Linked DNA regions of Mus musculus: regions 1, 2 and 3 are each linked to region 4. Evidence: chromatin loops called from intact Hi-C (ENCODE). Cell type or tissue: heart. All regions are shown on one strand. Links, peaks and the distances in the headings refer to the core of each region. The heading gives the core; the rest is flanking DNA. Region 1 has its middle 58 kb from the start of Gm40303. Region 2 overlaps Rbpj (recombination signal binding protein for immunoglobulin kappa J region). Region 3 has its middle 88 kb from the start of Gm40303. Region 4 has its middle 35 kb from the start of Cckar.

The links. Hi-C counts contacts between places; a loop is a spot of excess contacts. Peaks named below come from ENCODE experiments on the same cell type or tissue, not always from the same donor. Only the 100,000 strongest peaks of a DNase experiment are listed, where the experiment ranks them.
Region 1: a loop joins it to region 4, with 9 times the contacts of the local background. A loop is called at or near these places in 14 of 42 quality-filtered maps.
Region 2: it touches region 4 in a loop (5-fold over the local background); 3 of 42 quality-filtered maps call a loop at or near these places.
Region 3: a loop joins it to region 4, with 10 times the contacts of the local background. A loop is called at or near these places in 20 of 42 quality-filtered maps.

Annotation. Positions count from the first base shown.
Region 1 is chr5:53,322,492-53,328,622 of GRCm38, reverse strand. No RefSeq gene overlaps it. Among named protein-coding and RNA genes, the nearest start is that of Gm40303, 58 kb to the right of the region's middle. In heart, for the core only: a CTCF peak has its summit at 2,359 (motif pointing left); a DNase peak (open chromatin) is centred at 2,432; H3K27me3 peaks cover 1,347 bases.
Region 2 is chr5:53,596,248-53,602,378 of GRCm38, reverse strand. The region is part of intron 1 of Rbpj (recombination signal binding protein for immunoglobulin kappa J region); the gene reads right to left. Among named protein-coding and RNA genes, the nearest start is that of Rbpj, 8.8 kb to the right of the region's middle. In heart, for the core only: a CTCF peak has its summit at 3,654 (motif pointing left); no DNase peak of the experiment used is centred there.
Region 3 is chr5:53,352,405-53,358,535 of GRCm38, reverse strand. No RefSeq gene overlaps it. Among named protein-coding and RNA genes, the nearest start is that of Gm40303, 88 kb to the right of the region's middle. In heart, for the core only: no CTCF peak of the experiment used is centred there; a DNase peak (open chromatin) is centred at 3,295.
Region 4 is chr5:53,669,262-53,675,392 of GRCm38, reverse strand. No RefSeq gene overlaps it. Among named protein-coding and RNA genes, the nearest start is that of Cckar, 35 kb to the left of the region's middle. In heart, for the core only: a CTCF peak has its summit at 2,832 (motif pointing right); a DNase peak (open chromatin) is centred at 2,872; H3K27ac peaks cover 464 bases.

The DNA.
Region 1 (6,131 bases), core at 825-4,824, 350 kb after region 4:
GAGCAAGCAGAGATCCTAAAATTCAATTCCCAACAACCATTTGAAGGCTCATAACCATCTGTATAGCTACAGTGTACTCATATACATAAAATAAATAACTAAATCTTAAAAAAAAAGAAAACAAACTAGACCCACACACAAGACAGCCTGGACAGATTTAAAGAACACAGTCCAGAGTTCTGGCTACCTTGGACTAGACATCACTCCAAGCTCTTGACAAAGATGACCTTATTGATCCCTCACAAATCCTTGAGGTACTCATTATTAATCCAAATGTACAGAGAAAGAGATGCAAAGAAGCCCAGTTGCCTGCCCATGTTACACAGCTGGTTCACATTCTTCACCTCAACATTATAATAAGTGCATGTGTGTATACACATGCGAGTGCACACACACACACACACACACACAGATAAACAACCACACATCCAAATTTCTTGATAACAGCAAGATCTTTAACATACCACTAGTCTCCCTGTCTGCTGTGGGTTCATTCCGTCCATCCCTGCTTTTCCTCTGCTTATCTCTATATCCCAGGGAACTCCACTCAAGGTCTTCTTACCTCTGGCTTCTGGGTGGGTTTAGGCAATGGGATAGTATGGTAGAAGACCGAAGGGTAGGAGAAAATGAACAACAGGATGCTCCCCCAGTCTCTGTGCCTCTCCCAAGCTATCAAATCCTGCCATGACTTTAGATCATGTGGGCAGTTTTCACTTTACACCAGCCATAAACCTCACCTCGGCAGTTCTCAACGTTATGATCGATTCATAACGGTAGCAAAATAAAGTTATGAAGTAGCAATAAAAATAACTTTATGGTTAGGGGTCACTACAACATGAAGAACTGTATTAAAGAGGCACAGCAATAGGAAGGTTGAGAAGCACTACCTTGCCTGGTCATCTTAAGGCACCAGTGTTTCTATCGTCCCCCTGCCTTAGGGACAACTGTGGTTTCCTATGCTTGATGTTTTTGGGTGCTTTCACCTCCTTCCGTTTAGCTTCTCAGCTCACCCTCCTGTGTATAACAAACTCCCTCTATTAAAATGCCCTGTATTTGAAAGACCTGCAGTGGCCAGCTGTGGTGGTACACACAACCTTAGGAGGTAGAAGCAGGTGGATCTGTGAGTTCAAGATCATGTGCAGGACACCCAAATCTACATATAGAGACCCTGTCAAGGGAAGGAAGGAAGAGAGAGAGAGAGAGAGAGAGAGAGAGAGAGAGAGAGAGAGAGAGAGAGAAGAAAGAAAGAGAGAGAAAGAAAGAAAGAAAAAAGAAAGAGAGAGAGAAAGAGAGAGAGAGAGAGAGAAAGAAAGAAAGAAAGAAAGAAAGAAAGAAAGAAAGAAAGAAAGAAAAAGAAAGGAAGGAAGGAAGAAAGAAGAAAGAAGAGAGAGGGAGAGGTAGAGAAAGAGAAAGAAAGGAAGCGAGCAAGAGGAAGGGAGGGAGGGAGGGAGGGAGGGAGGGAGGGAGAAAAACCTACAGTCGTTTCTAGTTTTCTTCCTAGATCCTTACTAAATAAACAACATATGTATAAATTATAAATACAGACAATATTCCTGCTGATGGTAGGAGAATTATCTGAAATCAAAGCCTAGGCTTTCCTCACTCATACACAAACTGACCTGTTAGTCTCTCCCTTGCCAATCAATAGTGTAGACACAATACATTCTTATTCAAACACACACACAACTTACTTTTATCATTTCCCTCCCATAATTCAAGGCATTTTAAAAGAGTGTGTGAGCAGCTGTAGTCCTGAGATGGATCAGGAATGATTGATAACAGCACAGCGTCATCTGAACTTAAGGTTTCCTAGGGGCGATTCTTTATGTCCCTTTGTGTATAGAGACACTGCTCAGATCTGGGAGAAGATGCCTGGCTTCTGACACAGCATTCACTGCGCACAGGGGTGGGGTGGGCAGTGCTCTGCTGAGCTTCCGTACAGACTTTCCCATCCTGTGCCTATAGACCCCATGCCTAGGGCCCCTTGGTTGCTCTGAGTCTCCCAGCTATTAGGAAGGAAAAAGAACCATATCTTTACCCAAGCTGAAAAATCACATTTCTACAGTGCTCTTGGCTGCTGAGATCTTTCCGTGCTAGGACCACCCCTTCCTCACAAGAAGCAACTGGGAAACAACAGTACAAAACAGCTCACCACTGTTTTAAAGGCATTAACCTTTGACCAGTCTACGTGTTGTCATTAAGTCGTGAACACACCACAAGCCCCTTTTCGCACTCCCCCAATCATGCTTCCTATGGGAAGCAATTCTGGCTCTTCTTAGATGGAATCTCCAGGGCCATCTAAGAACCTGGGGAAAGAGGCTGCAGCTCTGCCAGGGAAGGCAGCTAGCGCCATCTACTGCTCACATGGAGAATTGACTCCGACAGCATCCTCCGTGCAGGGATTTCCGGCCACTGCTCTGGGCTCTCCCTAAACTCCATCTGCTTTTTCAGAAACGTCACAGCTTGCCAATTTGCAAATATTGGGAAATCACTTCTCCTCGCATTCTTCAAGGAGTAAATCTCCTGAGCCCATTGCCAGCAGAACTCACACAAGCTGCCAGGCAATTACCTAACCCCCAAGGGGCTCTACAAATTGAACACTCCAGCTATTTAAAATCCACCACCCGCACACACCGAATTTTAGGAAATTCAGCGTGCAAATTTCATCCTCAGAATTTCTCAGGGCTACCTGAGTCTTTCCTAAGGGTTGAAAAATCTCTCTCATGAACTGTGAGACATCTGCTTCCCAGGGTCTCCACCATCACTGCAGCTAAATAACAATTTCAAAACCAGTTGTTGGTTGGCATTTAAAATTTAGAGCCATGCTTTCTTTTCTCCTCGTAATAGAGAAGAGGCTGGGTGTTTTTGTCTTCAGTAAGCCCTAATTTCTTCATCAGGATCCTGGCCATGAATGACTTAAGCTGCTCCACCCCTGTGTTTGTTAAGCCACCCCACAATCAGACCCAATCTGGAAACAAAACAAAGCCATGTAGAGCTGCACCCAATAAAGAGGATCTTGGCTTCTTCATAATCAGCTAATGGTATCATTGACCCTGAGGGACTAACACCGTGAGACGTAAACCCAAGTCCTGAATAAAATTGCAGAATGCAGGAACTTTCTGCCGGAGACGTTGCTGTTGTTGTGCTGAATGAGCCAGGGAACAAAGACAAGAGGCCAGTGCCTTGAAGAGATAGGGGAGAGAATTCACAAATATCAAAAGAGCTGATCCTGACTCTCCACTTCCAGAGAGAGAGAGAGAGAGAGAGAGAGAGAGAGAGAGAGAGAGAGAGAGAGAGGGTGCTTGCGCTTTTGGGAGACATTATTGCTATTTTGACCACCACTAATTTGTCAGGAATATCTTTTCCTGAAGACAAGTGATTTCACTCACCCTTCAATTAAGGATGTAGGAAGACAGTGAGGGCCAAAGAAGGCTTGGGGGAAGCGTAGAAGAAAGGGAGGAGGTAAGGGGAAGGGGAGGGGACGAGGAGGGAGGGAAGCCATCCTTCTCCCCTCTCCCAGTCTTAGGAACATGCTGCTGTAGCTAGACAGAATTGCCTTTTTGTCTTTTAGCTAAGTTGGGTTTTGACAGGGCCCTTTTGCTCTCCTGTCAGCTTCTCAATTCAGGCAATTTCACGGCTTCTTTTCTGGTGCTGAGACGTGTTTGTAGGAGCACGGTTGTTAGATGGAGCCTTGAGCACAAGAGCCAAATTGCTAAGCTGCCTCACCTTGACTGCAGCCCAGACCCTTACTAGAGGTTCTGTTGGTGACCTGCAGGCAATTCAGGCATAACAGAGTGATCAGGGATGCCGAAAGGCAACTGTGTGTCCCAGTTAATTATTCAGTGCAATGATGGCTTACAGCTCTCCGTACACTCACGTTCAACGAATTGGAATTTTTTTTAAAATGGACTTCATTCATTCATTTAATAAACCTTTCTCGAGAGCGGTACTAAAGTTCTGATGACCATAGCTAGCTCATGAGATGGAATTGTGCTAAAGGGTAAGAAGAGAAGCTAGGTATGCGGAGTGACAAGGTCAAAGCCTAAGTCAGGTGCTTGGCTTTTCTCAGAAGAACAGGAAGGGAGGGCCTGCCATGAAGACCAGAGGCTGGGAGGTGAGGCCAGAAGGGAGGCCTGGGATGGGAGACGAGGCTTGTGAGGCTCCTGGGCTACTAAGGGGACTGCAGTGTCAGTAAAATCCTTCGTGGAGTTTAAAGACCACATCATTTCAAGAATCCTTGGGACTTTAAAATGTCATAGTCACAAAAATAAAGCTGCTCTCTCAGCATGGTACCCCATCATCAGCTTTGACTCTGGGCTGACCCCCTTTCTATGTGGTTCCCAGCTCCATACATATCAGCCACTGCTATCCTTTGTGCCAACATCTGTCTGTCTGCCTGGTGAATCCCTAGCCAGCCCTGAAGAGCCAGGGAGCTGTCACTCCACTTACCAAGTGTCCCTTGACTTTTCAAGATTGAATTATTTCCTCTGCCCCAGAGCATCTTGGACCCCGTCCCCACAGAGGGTCCCTGATGTCTCCCTGGGGTCTTCCCTGCCCTTCCTGATTAAAGGTTTTAAGGGAAAATGTGTCATAGAGCAGGTGTGCTTAGCTTTTCCTGGAAAACCAAGCAATACATTAAGAAAGTCGGGGGGTGGGGGGCGGTGATCCATCAGTTCTCTGTCAGTTATCCATGAAGAGGGCTAGAGTTTAGGCTGTGCAGGCTCCCTCAACTACAGCCTAAGTGACCCTGGGGAAGGAGCTGCCCCAGGGTCTTTCTTGGTATGTAAACAGAGAAGTCACAATGCTACCCTTGACTCTCTGAGCTGTTGAGAAGGTTAAAGAAGGCTGTACAAAAAGGTACTTGAAATGGGGGGTAGATTCATCCCTAATGAGTGCTATTAGTATTAAGAAGGGTTGTGTTGTTTGGGACAGGACCTAGAAGTGGGCAAACCTACAAGGGAGTGGGAATCTCAAAGAGGTTGGACTCACATCCTCTCCATCAGCATTGCCTGGATATGTTCTAGCTTCATCGCAGTTCCTGAAAAACTTATGTCAATGGTGCGAGGAAGCCATTGTCTCACAAAATCCCTTGTAAGGACACCACGGGGTAGAGGATCAATTACACTATCCCCAAACTCTCCCCCACTTCCCTAGAACCATTTGCTAACCCCATCTGCTGTCAAAGGAGCCTGTTAAGGGGGCCTCGTGGGACTGGACTTGGAGACAGGATGTCTAGGCTGGAACTCCTGTTCTGCCATCTGTCAAGTTAAGTGACCTTGGCCAAGAGGTGTCGCCTAAGTCTTGATTGCTGCACTAGAGAATCATGAATGGCTACAGCCCTACCTCTGTGGGTGTGGGTGTGTGCAGGCAGGAGCTCTGTGCTCAGGCTATAGTATCCGGCTAGTTCTGCTCAGCGCTGTTTCTATTGTTAGCTATATATCGGGATAAGTTACCGATCTTTCTGTCCCCCTGTTTCCTTTTCTGAAAACCAGGAAATAGTAGCTCCTGGCCTCTTGTAAGCAGAGGTTCATCAACCTCAAGTTCCTGTGAACACCCTTCAGCCACTTGAGACATTATTACTTCACAGCATTTGGAGATGGGGCCTTCTAAGAGGTCAGGCCAAACAAGGCCACCTGGGTGGGCCCCACCCTCGGCCTGTCTGCTGGGCTTGTGAGGAGACGTTAGGACATGACACACAGATAGAAGACCCTGGGAAGTCGCAAGGAAAGATGCCGTCTACAGGCCAGGGAGAGACGGCGATAGAAGTGCATCCTGCCAAGACCTTACGTTTTCACTTTGAGCACTGTGAGAAAATCGGTTTCCATTGTTTAAGCACCTGTCTGTAGCCCTTTGCGATGGATTGAAACACTACGGACAGAAGTGCTGAGCAGAACCGTCAGAAACACCAGTCTGCTCTGCTCATTCCTAGAGGGGGCCTGTGTCCCACAGGGGTCTGTAGAGGGCGCTGCACTGGATTGGGCTTGCTCCTCGGTTCTGTACAGACATCACCATGCAATCTTTTTCTTTTCTTTCCTTTTTTTTCCTTCTCTTTGAAAAAGGCATTTTTGAAGCCAGATGTGGCGTTCCACATCTGTAATTCCAGAACCAGAGAGATGGGGGGGGGGGGGCGG
Region 2 (6,131 bases), core at 1,191-5,190, 73 kb after region 4:
TTGACACCTAATAAGCAGGGACTATAAAAGAGACCATGCTGAAAGGGGAGGGCAACAGCTGTTGCAGCTGAAATAAAAGGCGAAAAGGTGGACATGAGCGACTGATTCCATAGAGCCAGCCTCATGTCGCAGGCTCTTTGCAATGTTTGGTCCTCACAAGAACTTGCTTTCTCTGTCTCCCAAGAAGGAAAATTTAAGTTGCAAAGCAAGTCAGTCACTCTTACGCAAGGCCATCCTATAACTACACTAATAATTAATTACAAGACCTGAAATTGGTCTGTAGGCAGAAAATTATTTCGGGATTTGGAGGGAGGGAGGGAATGAAACTGAAAACACAGAGTGGAAAAGCGTTACCTAAAGCAGCAGCCATGTCTAGAGTGCCTGACACTGACATCTTGAGCTTTTTTTTCCACAGAAAGTTTAAATATAAACTGTTATTTCAGCACTCTTTGATTATAAACACTATGTGATCAAAGATAACTTTACATGCATTTCTAGAAAGGTTTACTTTTAATTATTTATTTTATGTTTGTGGGTACACCGTCACTGTCTTTAGACACACCAGAGGAGGGCACAGGATCCCGTTACAGATGGTTGTGAGCCACCATGTGGTTACTGGGAATTGAACTTGGGACCTCTGGAAGAGTAGTCCTCTTAACTACTGAGCCATCTCTCCAGTCAGAAAGGTTTACTTTCACAACAATCAAATAGAAAAGAATTATGGTCATTCCTTAAATTCTAACCAAATTTACTTAAACCCAGAACTTCCTTGTCTCTACAAGCAGCATGAAAGCACTCAAATGGAAAGACGAGTACAAGGCAGTCACAGTACAGGGTCGGGAAATGCAACCCAACAGGCAGAAGTGGGTGAGGCTAAAATACTCTGGCCTTCAACTCTCCATGAGACAGAGATAGATGTCGCCTGTAACTAAGGACTGTATTGAGGACTCTGTCAATTCTCTGATCTTTTTACTACTATTTTACTGCACTGTTTGGATGTTTTGCCTACAAGAATGTCAGTGTGTCACTTGTATCTGGTGCAAATGAAGGCCAAAAGGAACACTGACCTCCAGAACTGAATTTACAGATATTTGTGAGCTACCTATGGATGCTGGAAATCAAGCCCAGGTCCAAAGCAATAACAAGTGGTCTTAATGACTGAACCATCTATCCAGCCTGCCCCCTATCTTTTTAATATTGATGGCTATCTGCTGACATTTTTAATATAAAATAAAATGTTAATACTTGTATCTATTAAAAAAAGAATACACTCACAAATATTGTTATTTCTTGTTATAAAACTATAATGGCTCACTCTAAGATATATTTATATTAATTTTTAATTTTTTGTAAAATTTTTCCAATCAGCAAAAGAATAGAGCACGTACATAACATTAGTCCTTAAGAAAAACTTACGGGCTGGTGAGATGGCTCAATGGGTAAGAGCACCCGACTGCTCTTCTGAAGGTCAGGAGTTCAAATCCCAGCAACCACATGGTGGCTCACAACCATCCGTAACGAGATCTGACGCCCTCTTCTGGAGTGTCTGAGGACAGCTACAGTGTACTTACATATAATAAATAAATAAATAAATCTTTAAAAAAAAAAAAAAAGAAAGAAAAACTTACAGAAGTATGTAATCTGTAGAATGCTTGCCTCAAGGGCACAAGGCCAGGAGCTTGAAAGAAAAAGAAAGGTTCAGCTACACAAAGTAACTATGGAAAGAGCCAAGACACAAGTAACAGATAAATCTAGGTTTAAATTCAGCCCACACCTTTAGTCCCAAGACTCAAAAGGCAGATGCAGGTGAATCTCTGAGTTCAAGCCAACATGGTCTACAGAGTGAGTGCTTATGTAATTTAACAATTACCTAATTTACCACTGACAATTTCCAGGAGTTACAACTAAGAAACCACATGTTTAAATAAATGACATGTCACTAAATTGTGTGCAAAATGTACACTGAATATAATAGAGAAGACCAAGTTAAAGAATGGATGCCAATGTTCATGAAATAACCCTTGCAAGGGACAAAAACGGTAAACTACATCAGTGAACCAGCAATCCATTTAGTCAAAAGGCAGTCATTATTAGATTGTTAAGTGATTTACCAAATCCTCTCACCACTATTTTTGAATGCCAGAATGAATTTAATCCACTTCCTTGACATTTGCATAAGCAGAGATGACAGACACAAAAGATTTAATAGCTCCACAGTTAAGAGTAGTGCCTTAGCATATACACCAGATAATGGGTGCATGTTCACCATCATGTTTATAAGTCAGTAAGCTTTTCAGCATAAAATTTAAAGTTATAGTGTTTTTCCATGTGCAAAAGTCTCTCTTTCACCCTCTGCCCTTCTATCTTCTTCTAGGGAGAGGAATGAGGTGGGAGGAATTAAGTCCTCAGTGGGTAAGAAGGTATGCAGTAAGGAGGCCATACTCCTAAGAGTCAGAAATAGAAAATGCACCCTAAGTAGTATCAAGACTGAAAGACCTCCAGTTGGATGTGGGATTCATGACTATAAACCTGCTTTTGGGAAAAAACTAAGGCAGGAGGCTAAGTCAGAGACCAGTCTGTGCTACAGTAGCAATTCACAGGCAGCCAAACCTACATTGTAATTTGCTGTCTCCAAGTACAAACACAAGATATGGTAGTACAGGACTGTAATGCTAGCAAGAGGGAGGCTCAGGTAGGTGGACTGCAGCGAATCTGAGACAGCCTGAGATAAATAATCAATTCAAGGCCAACTTGGACATCACATTGAGACCTTGTTTCAAAAAAATAAAAATAAAAATAAAATCAAAAATAAAAACAGGATGACAGCAACGGAAGTCTGGACAACTGCACAGCAGTTCGGGCAGTGTCACTCCACTTGGCCTGAAGGCTAAAGAACTCACTTGCATAAAGGACCTGACACAGTAAAAGATCACTAATGGCATGAATTAAAAAAAAAAAAAAATTGAAAGCACAAACATACCTCACCCCGCCACACAAACACACACACACACACACACACACACACACACACACCCCAAAGAGAAGGATCTCAGTCATGAACCTCTCAACCTAACCACAAGTTAACTATCTAATCTGCCTGTGGCTGAAAAAAATGAATGGGGATTTTGGAACATGAAATTAGTAAGATATTTTCCAGTTCTTAAGTCCCTGGGTCAATCTAATGGGTTCTATATACAATGTATACAACTCAGGATGCAGTTACCATCATGAGGCATATAGCTGAACAACACAGAGACTAAAACAGTGATGAGAATACAGAACTGGGGTAAGGAGGTGGGTCAAAAAAAAAATCATACCCCAATGTTCGGGCAGACCACACTTCTTCACCTTCCAACAAATTCTCCAAGAAACACGCTAGCTCACTCTCCTCCTTTAAAGCAATCCACAGTCTACCCAACAACAACAACAACAACAAAAGCCTCCTGCAAAAGGCTGTATCTATGGAACATAGTCCATTTCTATGTTCCATTTTCTACTTTAACTAACTCAGGGTTTTTTATTTGATAAGTTTCATGTTCCATTTCAAACAGTACAGTCCAGAAATGCAGAATGGTGAATATAATCCAAGAGTAAGTTTATACATGTATCATTTAAGTAGAAAATTGACTCTGTAGAATTCTGGCTTTATCACTTAGACCAAGTGCCACCTAGTGGCAAGTGTTACATATTATTAAATCTTTTTCAGGCATGGCCATTCATATAGCTGGTAATCTGGGAGATGAACTATGTTATTAGAGACATATAAAACATCTCCAGTCCTTTGGGAGGTCAGAGAAAGATTAGACAGACAGACAAATCTACACCTGCAGAACAATGTTAACTGTCACAGCAAGAGACAAGCATAAGTGAATATTTTGATATTTCTTAACATTTTGACATTCCATATCTCCTTCTCAACTGAAAAATCCCACATTACAAAAGGGGGAAAATTAAACTATTTCTTAAACATCTACTTTCAAAACTGAACAAGGTATTTTCTATTCCTTACTGGATTTACTACTCACACCAACACAATAAAGGCTTAACATGTTCATTATGATCTTCTTTAGTGACACACAGCACACTGATTCCACAGTTCCCTATACTAACTACACTGCCTTAGAAAAGGCTGCTTTGCCTTATGTTTTCCTTATCATCACCACCAATTCCAACTGTCTTTACAGTTTACAACCAGCCTTGCAAGGATCAACTAAAATCTGCACCAACTCTTTGAATCCCTTACTTGGCTTGACAAGTTTCCCCAAAGAGCCCAAACTACACTTCTGGCTTAATTAAAACTCCCTATTACCACCCATCTTTAATATAAACACCTCTCAATCAATGCCACTAGTGTCCCTATCAACACTATACATAGACATGCATCTCAGTCTTGACCACAATTTCTCTTAACTGTAATTATCTGCATACTTCCCACTAAATCATGTCCAACACAGCACGCTGGACACTTGTAGGAGACTGTCACAGTGGGGTTCTTTACCTTGAAGTACTCAATCTGAACTGTCTCTTTCCTACACCTGTTAATGAAATATATTAAGGGAAGAACCTTGCTTCATTTCCCTAGTTACTTGTCATGTCTTGGGACCTCCACGTTTCTCCTTACTTCAACTGGCTTAAGGATTAGGAACTTGGTACAGAATAACTGGTTTTTTGGCATGGAAACTATTCTCACACCTAGAACCAAAAATAGGATTTGAATAAATATGCCTGCATACAACCTTCATGAGCTTGCAGAAAAGGAGGATAATGCCTTTCTTCTAATGCAAACCAGCCTGAAGCTAGTATATCTGCTATTTTACAAGGCCCTATAACACCAGCTCCACACTTCATAATGCAGTCTGTTTCTATTATACTCTCTAACACGTTCAGAAAGTAATACTTTCATAGGAGACTTTTATGAGAAACTATTTTAGCAATTTAGACCATCATCTAGTTAACAATGCAAATTAGCTCTAGTGCCAACAAAACATACTATAGGAATATAGGGATCTTATTAGTGATTTTTCTAGTGTTAATGTATTCTATCTCACGTAGATCCGATTCAGACAGTTTCATGCCTTGAAACTTAGAATGCATAAGAAACGGTTTGTCTTTTCTTTTTATATGTAAGCTTAAAATAGTTTAACTATACCGAATACTGCCTGAGAGCTCGCCAATCTGACTGAACAGATGCTGTGTGGACCTCTGTGCATTTCGTCAACCTAACAAATTTACACAAATATTTACATAGATAAACAATTACTGCCACTTATACTTCCCCCATCCCCATAGATCTCTTATGTATGCTTGAAAAATACATTTTTCAGACCATTAGACTATCATTTCATTCACCAAAGCAGCAGCAGGCCTAATGAGGCATAAGCAACATCATGATGTAAGGCCAGACTCTAAGAGGCACCCAGAACTGCCAACAGAGCATCTGAAAGATAGTAGCAGCTAGGCAGTCAACATTCCTTTATTATTGTGGGTGTCCAAGCAGATCCATGAGCAGCAAGAATTAAACCCAAGTTGGGGGTGACTCAATGACAACACCCCTGGTGGATTGGTAATTTACAAAATATGCCTGCTCAAAATGTCAAAGCCCTATCTTAAGGGTTGCGGACCTAAGTACTAAACGCACTAACACACTACTCCATTCTTAAAACATGACCCACAACCACAGGATGCAACAGAAAGTATATCGTGAGCTTTGTGCATGGAGGGATGGATATCAAGGAAACTAAGTAAAATAGCTCTATATTTTACTATTTACAAATCACTCACATCTTGTTTTATTAGACCTTTAATTTATAATTTCACCGGTAAAACAGTTACAATGTGCCTGGCAGGTAAATACAATGAAAGCATAATTCCCTATTTTACAACTAATGATGAGGAAATTACCAGTGAGCAATCTTTCCTAAAGATGAATTTCCCTATAGATCATTAATTTGAGTCTGTGGTATGGACAAAAAACAAAACAAACAAACAAACAAAAAAAACCAAAGCAGTACACAGTGCCCTAAGGTTTCATGTACATTTTTATGTATCCAAGAATTGAAACACTTAAAAATGGAACTAGCTGGGCTTGGTGGTAACACATCTATAATGCCAGCAGATCATGACGTTAAGCC
Region 3 (6,131 bases), core at 1,268-5,267, 320 kb after region 4:
TTGGTAGGTTTTGGAAAGGCTTCCGAACACAAGCTGCTACTGCTGTGACCCCAGGCAAGGGCAGGTGACAGAGCAGGGGCAGGGGTGGGGGTGGGGGAGAGGCGGGGACACATGAGGCAGGGCTGGTGGTGGTGAGACAGGAGGTCACCTGTGACAGAGGAATGGATGGGGTTTCCCCTGAAGGTGCAGAGAGGGACGTGAGGCTGTAGGCTAGAGCCTTGTGTGGTGCAGCAGGAAGACACCCCGTCTTCAAGCCCTGCCATTTTAAAGGAACAAGGCTGCTGACATTTTGGGAAATGAGCAAACAGGACTAAGAGCTGGGGCCCACCAGAGCAGCAAGAGACAAAGGAAAGCTGAGAGTTAGCTCTTAGCTACAAGTGGAGGAAGAGGAATCCAGTTTCGAAAGCACGACAGGTTTTTCTCTTCCGGTCCTCATCTTCCAGTCCTCATCTTCCAGTCCTCATCTTCCAGTCCTCATCTTCCAGTCCTCATCTTCCAGTCCTCATCTTCCAGTCCTCATCTTCCAGTACTCATCTTCCAGTCCTCATCAGATTCCAGAAGTGAGAAAAATACAGATTCCTAAGCCAGTTGCAACCCGGCTCTACCCTTTTCTTTTTCTTTGAGATTTCCAGGTACACAGACATGGCAAACTTTGTGACTTCCTTGGTGACTGTCCCTTCCTGCCCCTGACCTCTGTGTCCTCTCCCAATGGCTTTGCCCTCCTGCAGTTTGCAAAGAACACAGGTGAAAAGAGGAGGAAGAATTGGAAAAAAATCCCATCTCCCATCCCCTGGGGGTTGTGGGGGGTGCTCTCTGATTAACCCGAATTTCAGATTTCTCTATTGTGTGTGCGTGTGTTGTGATTAGGTGGGTATGGAGGTCGGAGGACAGCTTGCAAGAGTCAGTTCTCTCCCTCCAATTTCTGTGGGTCCTGAGGATCAAACTCAGATTTTCAGGCTTGCTATGGGCTATCAGGGATGAGTCAACTTGCCAGCCCCCACATGATCCTCCTTAGAAATGCAGGCAGGGGTGAACATTGTCCAAGGCTCTCCCTTGGAATTCTCCCTGCAACCAATTTGAGAGCCTGTGCACAGGGGATGGGTTGGCCTCTCCCTTGCCCCCACCCCCACCCCGTGGCTCTCCAGTCATTCTTCCCTAAAGGCAGATGGGTATCTAGAAGTCTTTCACAAACGGCTCCAGGGGAACCCAGGAAGCTGTCAGCACAGACCTGGAGCCGAAGGGGTCAGCCTGGAAGTAATCCACTGGCGTGTGGCTTCTCCCCGAAAATAGATCCTAGGCCCACCACAGGCTTGCTGTTGTAAGACAAGGCAACCTTTGAACCAATTTAAGAGGTAGATTTTTCAGCCGGCAAAGCCAGTGCACATACACAGAAGAGTTTTAGAGCCCAGTGGAGGCTGAGTCACCAAGAGAGGACGGCTGGCTCATGAGACATCTCCCCGACTTGAAGGCTTCCAGGCCAAGAAGAGATTTGTAACCCGTGCAACACAGAAATAGCAGCCATGCCCCCACTAGCTCTCCCATCTCAGGAAGGCCTTTCTCATCTCACACCAGTGAGACCTGTCCTCACCACTCATCCTCTCCCTCTGCGGCCTACACATTCTCCGACCCAGTCTTTCCACTTCAGAATGATGGAGTGTCTCCTTCTAAGGGACTTTGGCCTCTCACAGGGAGGAAGAAACGTGCCCAGTAGGCCCTAAGGAAATGCTCACGGGGTGGACCAACAGACTCCTCGTTCTTCCTTCAACTAAGCACATGTTCAAGATCCCCTCACAGGACTGCTTCATGCTCATCTAGAGCTCAGTGCTCTATTCCATCTTCCTCTGTAGCCAAATTACCCTACCCAACACACACACACACACACACACACACACACACACACACCTCACACACACCTCACACAAACACCATACACATACACACACATACACACACCATACAAACACCACAGGCACACACACACACACACCTTACACTAAAATTAATAATAATAATAATAAAGTATTGTTTATGCCCAGAAAGAATTAACAAATCAACTCATAATAAAGTAAGACAATTATAATAATATAACCTAATAAACATTTTGTGAGTGTGGGCTCTCTCTCAAAATGTCTACCGTCTCTCTACTTAGAAGAAGCCCTGCGTGGCTTCTCCTTGGCACAGCCCAACCCACTACAATCCGCTCTTGTTCTCTGAGGATGAGGTCAAGGAAAGTGAGAGTTGCGAGGACCTTGGCACTATGACAATGCGCCTATCAATCTGAAAATGGAGTCAGCTGTCTATACGAAATGTTCCTCCCACTCCAAAGGGAAGAAGATAATTGATTCTTATATGATTCAAATACGAGTGACCATGGACTGGGAACACAGGTTCCCCTTGTCCCAGAATAATGCATCCCAAGGTGGAGACAGTTTGGAGAACTTTATAGCTAAGGACAGGATTAGGGACTCAGGCACTGTCTGGTAGCATTCTTGGTTTGGAGGTGGGTGAAGGTTAAGCTCTGGTTCCTGTATTCCAGCAGGATTTACCTGATCACAGGAAGGATGTTACTAAAGATAGGAATGATAAGAGGCTATTAAGCAGACCAAAGATAACCAAAGAGGAGCCTGGATCGACAGCATTCCAACTCTTCGTAATCGTTACATTTTAATCAGTTCATCAGCCCAGTGGACTCTTTAACATAGGTGTGGCTCTTTTCTTCTTCTTCTTCTTCTTCTTCTTCTTCTTCTTCTTCTTCTTCTTCTTCTTCTTCTTCTTCTTCTTCTTCTTCTTCTCCTTCTCCTCCTCCTCCTCCTCCTCTTCCTCCTCCTCCTCCTCCTCCTCCTCCTCCTCCTCCTTCTCCTCCTCCTTCTCCTCGGAACTCAGTTCACGCCCATCCTGAAATCAAATAACCCACTGCATGGTGGCTTCCAGAGGAGAAGGACCCTTTGTTGGGGGGGGGGGGCGGGGGAGGTTCTCAAACAACCAAGGTTTAACCACCTGCTCAGCATTTAACTGCTCAGAAGAGGCCAGATTAACCAAGCAAAAGACTCCCATGGATCCTTTGTGCCTCTATCAACCCAGCCAACTTCCCTGGAGCTTTGGGGACCATAGGGACAGTAATAAACTGAATTCCTGCAGTCCTCCGGAGGGATACACTCTGGCCGGTGAGAAAGGATGCTAGCAGGTCGAGTGAGAGGTGCTGAGGCCACAGACAGGACTTCCCCAGCTCCACCCTCCTCTTCTGGGACCCTCCCTCCTAGAGAAGTCATGGTCCTGTTTGCATGTGGCGTTGCTGCCCCCTCCTGGGAGATGCTGGCAGCTGCTCCTCATTCCCGAGCCGCCCAGCCTGTTCCAAAGCCTCTGTCTGCACTCACCATGGGGGTAAACTTTTTCATTGAGATCATTCCCATTAAAATCACCCAGGTCAGCCAGGCTGGTGGCTGTGGAGCAGGCCTGTAAGCCCAGCCTAGACAGGAGGATTTGGAGGTCGAGGATGGTCTTAACAACTTAGTGAGACTCTATCTCCTGAGAGTAAAAGCAAAGAGCAGAGACAGGATATTGCACTTGCTGACTTGATCAATATTAGTGGGGTGCCGGAGATGGGGGGGGGGAGGAGTGGAATCTATTAAACTTGTCTTCCTTCTTTTGGTTCATATTCCTTGGGTCTTCATTTAATCTGTCTTTTTGTCCCCAACCGGCAGCTCCCATCAAGAGTGGAGTTTGGCACACAGGGTGCCTCTGTGGCCTCAGGAAGGCAGGGACTGATGCTCCAGAGCCTATCAGCTCTGGCCACTTGGTGCCGTGGCACCCCTTGCCTGAGAGCAAAAAGTTCCTTGAACCTTGAACATTATGGGGGGAAGGGGGGGGGGGAGCGGTGCACACTTGCAGATCATCTGGGCCCTAAGGTACACCTGCTTCCAGACAGTGCTCTTGCCTAGCATGAATAAGCTTTGGCTTATAAAGTAGGCTGAGATAGCTGGGGCTAGCTCAGTTGGTAAACTCCACCTAGCCCTGGGCTCATCTCCAGCATGGCCTAAGACCCAGTGTACCAACATATGCTTGTAATCGCTCAGGAGCTAGAGGTGGGAGGGTCAGAAGTTCAAGGTCATCTTCTGCTGCACAGTGAGTTTGAGGCCACCTGAGGTACCGGAAATCCTGACTCTAAAATTAATAATAATAAAGTATTGTTATGCCCAGAAAGAATTAACAAATCAACTCATAATAAGTAAGACAATTATAATAATATAACCTAATAAACATTTTGTGAGTGTGGGCTCTCTCTCAAAATGTCTACCGTCTCTCTACTTAGAAGAAGCCCTGCGTGGCTTCTCCTTGGCACAGCCCAACCCACTACAATCCGCTCTTGTTCTCTGAGGATGAGGTCAAGGAAAGTGAGAGTTGCGGGGACCTTGGCACTATGACAATGCGCCTATCAATCTGAAAATGGAGTCAGCTAACAGGAGGGGCAGACCCTGCCTCCAGGCCAATTCATGCCCGAGAGGTGGTTCAGATGCTGTGAGATTCTAAATGTACTACCCAGAACTACTCGAACGGCAAGCAACTTAAAACTTATAATGGAAGCCGGGCGTGGTGGCGCATGCCTTTAATTCTAGCACTCGGGAGGCAGAGGCAGGTGGATTTCTGAGTTCAAGGCCAGCCTGGTCTACAAAGTGAATTCCAGGACAGCCAGGGCTATACAGAAAAACCAAAAGCCAAAAATCAAAAAACAAAAAACAAAAAAACAAAACAAACAAACAAAAAAAAACCCAACCAAACCCCCCCAAAAAAACAACAAAAAAAAAAAAACGAACAAACAAAAAACAAAGAAACAAAAAAATTTATAATGGTTTATTTCTGAAAATATCCCTTCACGCTTTTGGACCACTATTGGCTGTGTCCAGCTTGCTACGCTGTTGTGAGCCATTTCCACCACTCAGCCCATTTTGGGCTTCTCTAGCAGACATCAGACTATTGCTTAAACTCTGGTCCTTAGAACCCATGTAAGTAGAAGTATAATGGCACTTAAACTCTCTCTCTCTCTCTCACACACACACACACACACACACACACACACACACACACACACACACACACACGGGGGGGGGGGGGGGGGGAGGGGGGGGAGGGAGACGGAGATGGAGACACAGAGATAGAGAACAAAGTAACCAATCAGTCCTAGAGAAACAGAAAAGTAAAAAAGAAGTCAAGTTTGCTCAACCTGTGTAGACACCAAAGCCAAGTGGGGCCCCAGGTCCTGCTGCCAGGCCTGCCCTGCTCTACTGCTCCCTGTCAGGATCTGGCCTCTCTTTACTATGCTTAGCCCTTGCTCTTTAAGTAGTTTTCCAGCCTACAGACTACTCCTTTTCTTCAGTTGTCGGAGAAGCGACCTCCACTGGTGTTTCCTTTTAAGACCTTCTCCTTTGATTGTTTGGGGTATCTGTTTGTGTGATTTGTGTGAGGGCGGTTGTTTTGGCTTGGCATGGGGATGCTTTGTTCTTTTAGAGACAGATCTCAGGTATTCTGGGCTGGTCTCCAACTTGCTAAGTGGCTGAGTGACCTTGCGGTCTGATGATCCTGTCTCCACCTCCTCCTGTGCAGGGATTACAACTGCTGTGTCACCATACCCTCCTTACTTCTTACTCTCCCTGTCAGCAGGTACTTTACCCAAGCAGTCTATATCCCCAGCCTGCTCTTATTCTTAAAATTCGACTGACAGTCTCCTCGAGGATCAGCACTGCTCTCTGATGTTCTAAAGATAAAACCAATGGGCCCTTTAGTTCACCTTCTGGCCAGGTGATCTCTCAGTCAGGACCAGAGGCAGCTGCACTGTCACACAAACCCTAATTAATGGTGGCTTAAAGTGAAACAGTTAAATTCTCTTCTCAGAGTTTAGAGTTAGCCTTGACAGACTAGGGTCTGGGTCTTTCCTTCTGTTGTGTGGCATTTTCTTTTGAATGGAAACTTTCCATCTTGGGGTGTGTGGGGACGGTGCTCTGAGGACTCCAAAAGTTCTAATGGGAGGCCCACTAAGATTCAGGAGGTGGCACATGCCTTTAATCCCTGCACTTAGGAAGCAGAGGCAGGTGGATTTCTGAGTTCAAGGCCAGCCTGGTCTACAGAGTGAGTTCCAG
Region 4 (6,131 bases), core at 785-4,784:
GGAGCATCTGTGGGTTGCTTCTCTGGAGCTATCCTGGATGTAGCAAACGTCTGGACTTGACAAGATGCTGAAACACACACACACACACACACACACACACACATTATAGGTAGAGAATAAAGTTAAGTACGTTTGGGAGAAAATTTTTTAGGTGTACATTTGAAACCCTTAGGTCTGGGGGTGTTGGGGGATTCGAGGGCCCAGGACAGGAATCCCATCCTCTGGAACAGGAAGGTGTACTTAACTGGGAGGAGTCCATTTGGTCCATGAGAGGTGGATCTGAGTGGGTTTCCTGGAGCTTATACATTTACAAAAGCGATAAATTTGTTAACAGCATGAACAGTCTTTCAGATGAGCTTAGGGAAGACATAAACCTTTCATGGAGCAGAAGAAGCAAGAAGGCTTTTTTCCTTCTGTCTAAGAAACTGGATATATATATAAATTTAGCAAAATGAGAAACAATTTTAAGTTTACATTTGAGAGACAAAGGACATTTGAAACCTTGACCTTGTGAATATAGTTGATGATATAGTTTATTGTGAGAAATACCTCAAGTCTATAGTTAAAAGGCAATCAAAGGAAACTTATGTTTGGGCTTGTGATCGCACAGTTGGATCATAGAGTGGAATATTAGAGTTAGGCTAACTTATAAGAACTAGGTTAGGCCAGTGGCATAGCAAGAAGAGGAAATATGAAGCATTTAGTCACTGAGTTTAGGTAAGGAAGTAACAGATTACATCTGTGGAAGCTTATATCTGAACTTGTGCATCGTTTATTGTGAAGCCGTGAGCAAGGAAAACCTGTCTGTCTTTGATAAGAAATCTGGCAGTCTTAGCTAGTAAACAAATTTATTAATCAGCAAACACAGTGGTGGATTACCTCAGGGTAAGGAGCGAGGTCTGTTTTCTAGCTCTCAAGCTACATTTACCTTAGCTGTCAATGGAGTCGGAAATCCAGGGAAAGATAAACTATAATCTAGGAGTCATGTATTAATTACATGACTCAGCAAGCCTTCCTGAGAGCTGCGTCTTTCCACAACAGAGAGGGCACGCCTATCCTACTTCCCCTGACCCCAGCCTTTAAATTCCCTACTTTTTGAACTTTCTCGAGTCAAGAAGCAACACTAGTGAAGGATTGGTGACCCGTCCAGCAGGTCCAGTTATTCGAGGGTCTTGAGGGGACCTTCTCCTATGAACCAAATGGGGGGAGAGAAAAGACAGACACCAAGTGTGAGGAACTACATGGAACTATTCTGAATAGCATCAAGGTGTCACTGTATTAGCAAGGCTCAAGGCTTAAATGCACAAGCAAAAGGGGAAGTACTTCTCAGCAGGAGGAATGGGGCAGCAGAAAAAGAGGAAGTACTTCTCAGCAGGAGAGATGGGGCAGCGGGAAATTTTTTCTTTTGGCGACTACATGGGGAAGCAGGAACTTGGTGGTATCAGGGTGTGGTCAGAACATCCGGAGCTGACTTTGGGCTGGAACAATCTGTGGTTGTTCTCGGAGCAATGTGTCGGTGGCCTGCTTTTGACCCCCTTTTCTTCTCGGGGGGGGGGGGGGGTGGGAGGGAGGCCCAATTCAGAGATCAGGACAATTGTGTTGTCTTAATAGCTCCCAACAGATTGGGTCTTGCTCATGCTTTTTCAAGAAGAGAGCCAGGCTCATTCCAGTTGACTTTAAGCATCTGCACCACAAAGAACAACATCATCAGAATGAAGAGACAGCTCACAGGAAGGGAAGCAACCTGGCAGGGGACAAGTATCCAAATATACAAAGAACTGCAAGAATGCTGGATGGTGGTGGTGCACACCCTTAATCCTAGAACTCAGGAGGCAAAGGCAGGCAGAACTCTTGATTTTGAGGCCAGCCTGGTCTAAAGAGTGAGTTCCAGGACAGCCAGAGCTACACAGAGAAACCAAGTCTAAATCAATCAATCAATCAGTCAGTCAGAAAAAAGAAAACCCCTCACAGTCTTGTCCATGGACAATCTAATGGAGGAATTTTCTCAATTGAGGTTCTCTTCCCCATAACTCTAGCCTCTGTCAAGCTGACAAAGAACTAGTCAGGGCAGGATGTATCATGAGACAGGAGGAGAGAGCCTAGAGAGGTGCTAAAGTAGACCGGGACGCTAACTGGGAGGGAAAAGCACTAGGTTGGGGGAACATGTGCAGGCAATGGAAGGAGATAAATGAGAACAGAGTCCAATGACATGCATGTGTGAAGATGCAATGGTACACTTTTCACACTGACTAGTGCGAACCTTTGAAAGGAAAAGAACCATTTCAATGGCAAGCCCCTTACACACATTGTAGGTATTTTCTTGTGAGAGGGAGAGTGCCAAAGCACAACTGAGAGACTTTAGAGATGGTGACACGGGCCAGTCCCCTGAGACACAAGACAAGGGTGGAGGTGTGTGTGTGTGGGGGGGGGGGGGGATCTTGGGTCAGCATCACCACCACCTGGAACGTCTATAAAATGTCACTTCTTAAGCCCAACACAGCCTTCCTGATTCAGATACTGTGGGAGTGAAGCCCAGAAACCCTCAGGTGAGTCTTCAGGTAAGACATATACATATATATATATATACATATATATATATATATATATATATATATATACATACATATATATATGCATATAGATATTGATATATAGATATATATCCAGTATAACTATCATTATAAGGCAGGTGGGTCCAAACATCTGTTCTCTGTGCCTAACCTGTCCATTTCACACTCAAAAGTAGGATCTGTGATGGTTTGTGACACTCCAGTTCTGAAACTGGGTTAGCACAGCACATGGACGACCTTCCCCACTACTGACCACAGGGAGGCAGCAGAGAGTCACATGAGAGTCCACACAGAGCAAGAAGACCCCGCCTGGACTCCATCACCCTGTAAACTGGTGTCACTTCAGAAGCTGTGCTCGAGTCCAGCCCTGTACGGGGATTTGATGACTCTCCTTGGGATCCAGGTTTCCATCCCAACACAGCAGAACTTTGGAATGAGCGTAAACCTAGAGGGCAACTTGCCCTGGCAAGGTGAGGTTGGGTTGCAAGCAGAAATTAGGAATTGTCAGAGGTCTTGGGGAGCCTCCAGCCTCATGAGGCAGTGGTTCTCTCCGATGATAGGATGAAAAGACGCTAGGGTTGGGGGAGGTGGATTAGCTAATAAAGTGTTAACCACACAACCACGAGGACCTGACTCAATCCCACCACTCACACAAAAAGAAAAATGAATAAATGAATACATGAATGAATGAACAAGCAAATATGTAGTCTTGGGCACATGGCTACAATCTTAGTACTGGGGAGGCAGAGACAAGAGGGCTTCCTGGGACTAGCTGGCCAGCCAGAAGGTACTAAGACATCTCTTTCCCTTATTCAAATTAGAAGGACATGCTCCTGGTTCCAGGTGCTGCTCAGGGGCTTGAGGGGGACAGCATCTGGAGCCCCCAGCAAGCCTAATCCTCGGGACAGTGCTCTGCTGCTCCAGGTGAGCCCTGTTTCTTGTCGATCAAACCTCTGAGAAAGCTAGGCTGATTCCAGCCCTAAAAACCCTGGCTCCAGACTGCTAATCAGAAACTGCCCCATCACCTGACCTTCAGCAAGGACAAAGGGCCAGCAGTTTCCAGCCTCCACACCAGGGGAATGGAATGTCCTTAGAGTTGAAGTAAGACAAAGCCCACCAACCCCGGGATTCCTCAGAAACAGCTTGCAGTCACCACGCCCTGGTAATGGTTTCGGAATGCCTAGAGATAAAGTAGACAAAGCCTGCCTTCCACAGAATTCCCCTAATGTGCTATAAACTGGGCCTGCAAGCTCACTTGGGGGGTGAGGATGCCTCTTTATCTTGGTAATGGGAGACCCCAGCATGCTGGACTTCTGCAGATTAAAAACACTCTTTGCATTTACATACTATTTAAGACTGGGGCATCATTCTTCAGTCAATCGCGGAACCTTACTTCCCAACCAAGATCACTGAGGAAAAAGATTTTGACGGGCAGTGGTGGCGATCGCCTTTAATCCCAGCACTTGGGAGGCAGAGGCAGGCAGATTTCTGAGTTCGAGGCCAGCCTGTTCTACAGTTAGTTCCAGGATAGCCAGGGCTACACAGAGAACCCTGACTCGGGGGGAGGGGGAGGGATGGGTAACGAAAAAAAAAAATGATTTCGTTATTTTGTTAAGGTGGAAAAAAATTAATGGAATGTAAGGTTTTAAATATAAGAGAGAGAGAGAGAGAGAGAGAGAGAGAGAGAGAGAGAGAGAGAGAGAGACCTGTTCATTTCTCGATCCTTCTGGTGTTTTGTAATGAGGTGGCATCTTATCGGGGGGGGGGGGGGGGGGCATGCTGAGGATCCCGCCCCCAGTACCAGCCATACGCCTGGTCTAGTATAAAATGAAGTTTATTTGGGGCACGAGAAGGGGGGTGAGAATTGAGTGGAGGCAGAGAAAGCGAGGGGACAGAGCACAGAAAGAGAGAGAGAAAGGGTGGGTGGGAGCCAGGCAGGAACATGGAGGGAGGGCAGAGAGACGGAGTGGAGGAGGAAGAGGAGAGAGAGGAGAGGAAGAAGAGGAAGGCGGAGGGGGAAGAAGAAAAGAGAAGACAGGGAAGGCGAACAGTCCTTTTGCAAGCCAGGCTCACACCTGGCTGATGGTAGGTAACTGCTGGGCGGAGCCTAGAAGAAATGCATGCAGGGCCAAATTCTTTACCTCAGGACTGGGTCCACTCAAAGTTTTCTGTCACCCTCAAATCTTTGACTTATTTAAACTATACTTTTCCCAGTCACTTGTGAAACTAAAGGTTTAAAGAGGCACGGAGAAGTGAGGCTATCAACAAAGGTTAGATGAAGGGCTGTACCTGAGCCAACCCTTATCCAGGCACTGCTCCACTCTTCTCCCTGACACCTCCCACTGGCCTGTCTGGAGCTGAGCAAACACTCAGTTTCTGACCACTCAGGGCCACAATCCTAGACCTTCCTCCCACGGAGTGCCTCCCTGAGCGAGCAAACGCAAGGCTCCTGTTTGTTCCAGTGGACACCTGAAGCAGGGTCCCCAGTTCCCCATCCCCGCCAGTTAGTAAACCCAGGTGGGCTTCAATAAATCAAGCCCATATAAATAGAAGAGACAGGTGAAAAACGGAAGGGGGTGGTGTCCAAAAACGGTTAAAGGAAAATCGTCGAACATGGAACAAAAAGGGAAAGGATGACTATGATGAAGAGGAGAAAATTAAAGAGCGGACCTGGGATGGAGGGTGGGGGAGGGGTCCGACGGGTGGGAATCCCCGAAAGAAGAGCAATGAGGTTTCATCACTGGGAGGTATTGTCACACCCCAGTAACTACCTGGTCAACCTGGTCATGTGTGTTGGGAGCGGGGTGCACAGAAGCGCATATGATGTATATTACTGTGTGACAACAAACGAAAAAGAATCTTAAACAATAATCCTAAAGTTTTCCAGAAAAGAAAATAAATAAAACCAAAGGTGTAAACAAAGAAAACAGGGGGAGGGTTATACAATGTATACAAGTGTACAGCTAAATATTTGGGACGTTAACTATGATGGATTTTAGCCAGGCCGGGCAGTGGTGACTCATGCCTTTAATCCCAGCACTCGGGAGGCAGAGGCAGGTAGATTTCTGAGATCGAAGCCAGCCTGGTCTACAGAGTGAGTTCCAAGACAGCCAGGGCTACACAGAGAAACCCTGTCTCAAAAAAAAAACAAAAATTTAAAAAAACCAAACTATTTTAGATTTTAACCAAGTGTAAGTTATTCCCTGTTGATCTCCAGTGCTATGACCTGTGTCAGACACACACAGCAACTTTGAATTGTTGGAGCATTGTGAAATAAAGAGTTGGATGTGAGGTGGATGCTCACAGTCATCCATTGGACTGAGCACAGGGTCCCCAAGGCAGGAGCTAGAGAAAGGTCTGACGGAACTGAAGAAGTTTGCAGCCCGGTAGGAGGAACAACAATATGAACCAACCAGAGCTTCTGGGGTCTAAGCCACCAGCTAAGGAATACACATGGTAGCGGATAAGTGCGGAAGATACATTTGAAACAAAGTGTCAGACTTAACTGGAAGGTTCACTGCTTCCATCCTGAATGCCAGCTGTGCAAGTTCATTACGTTGG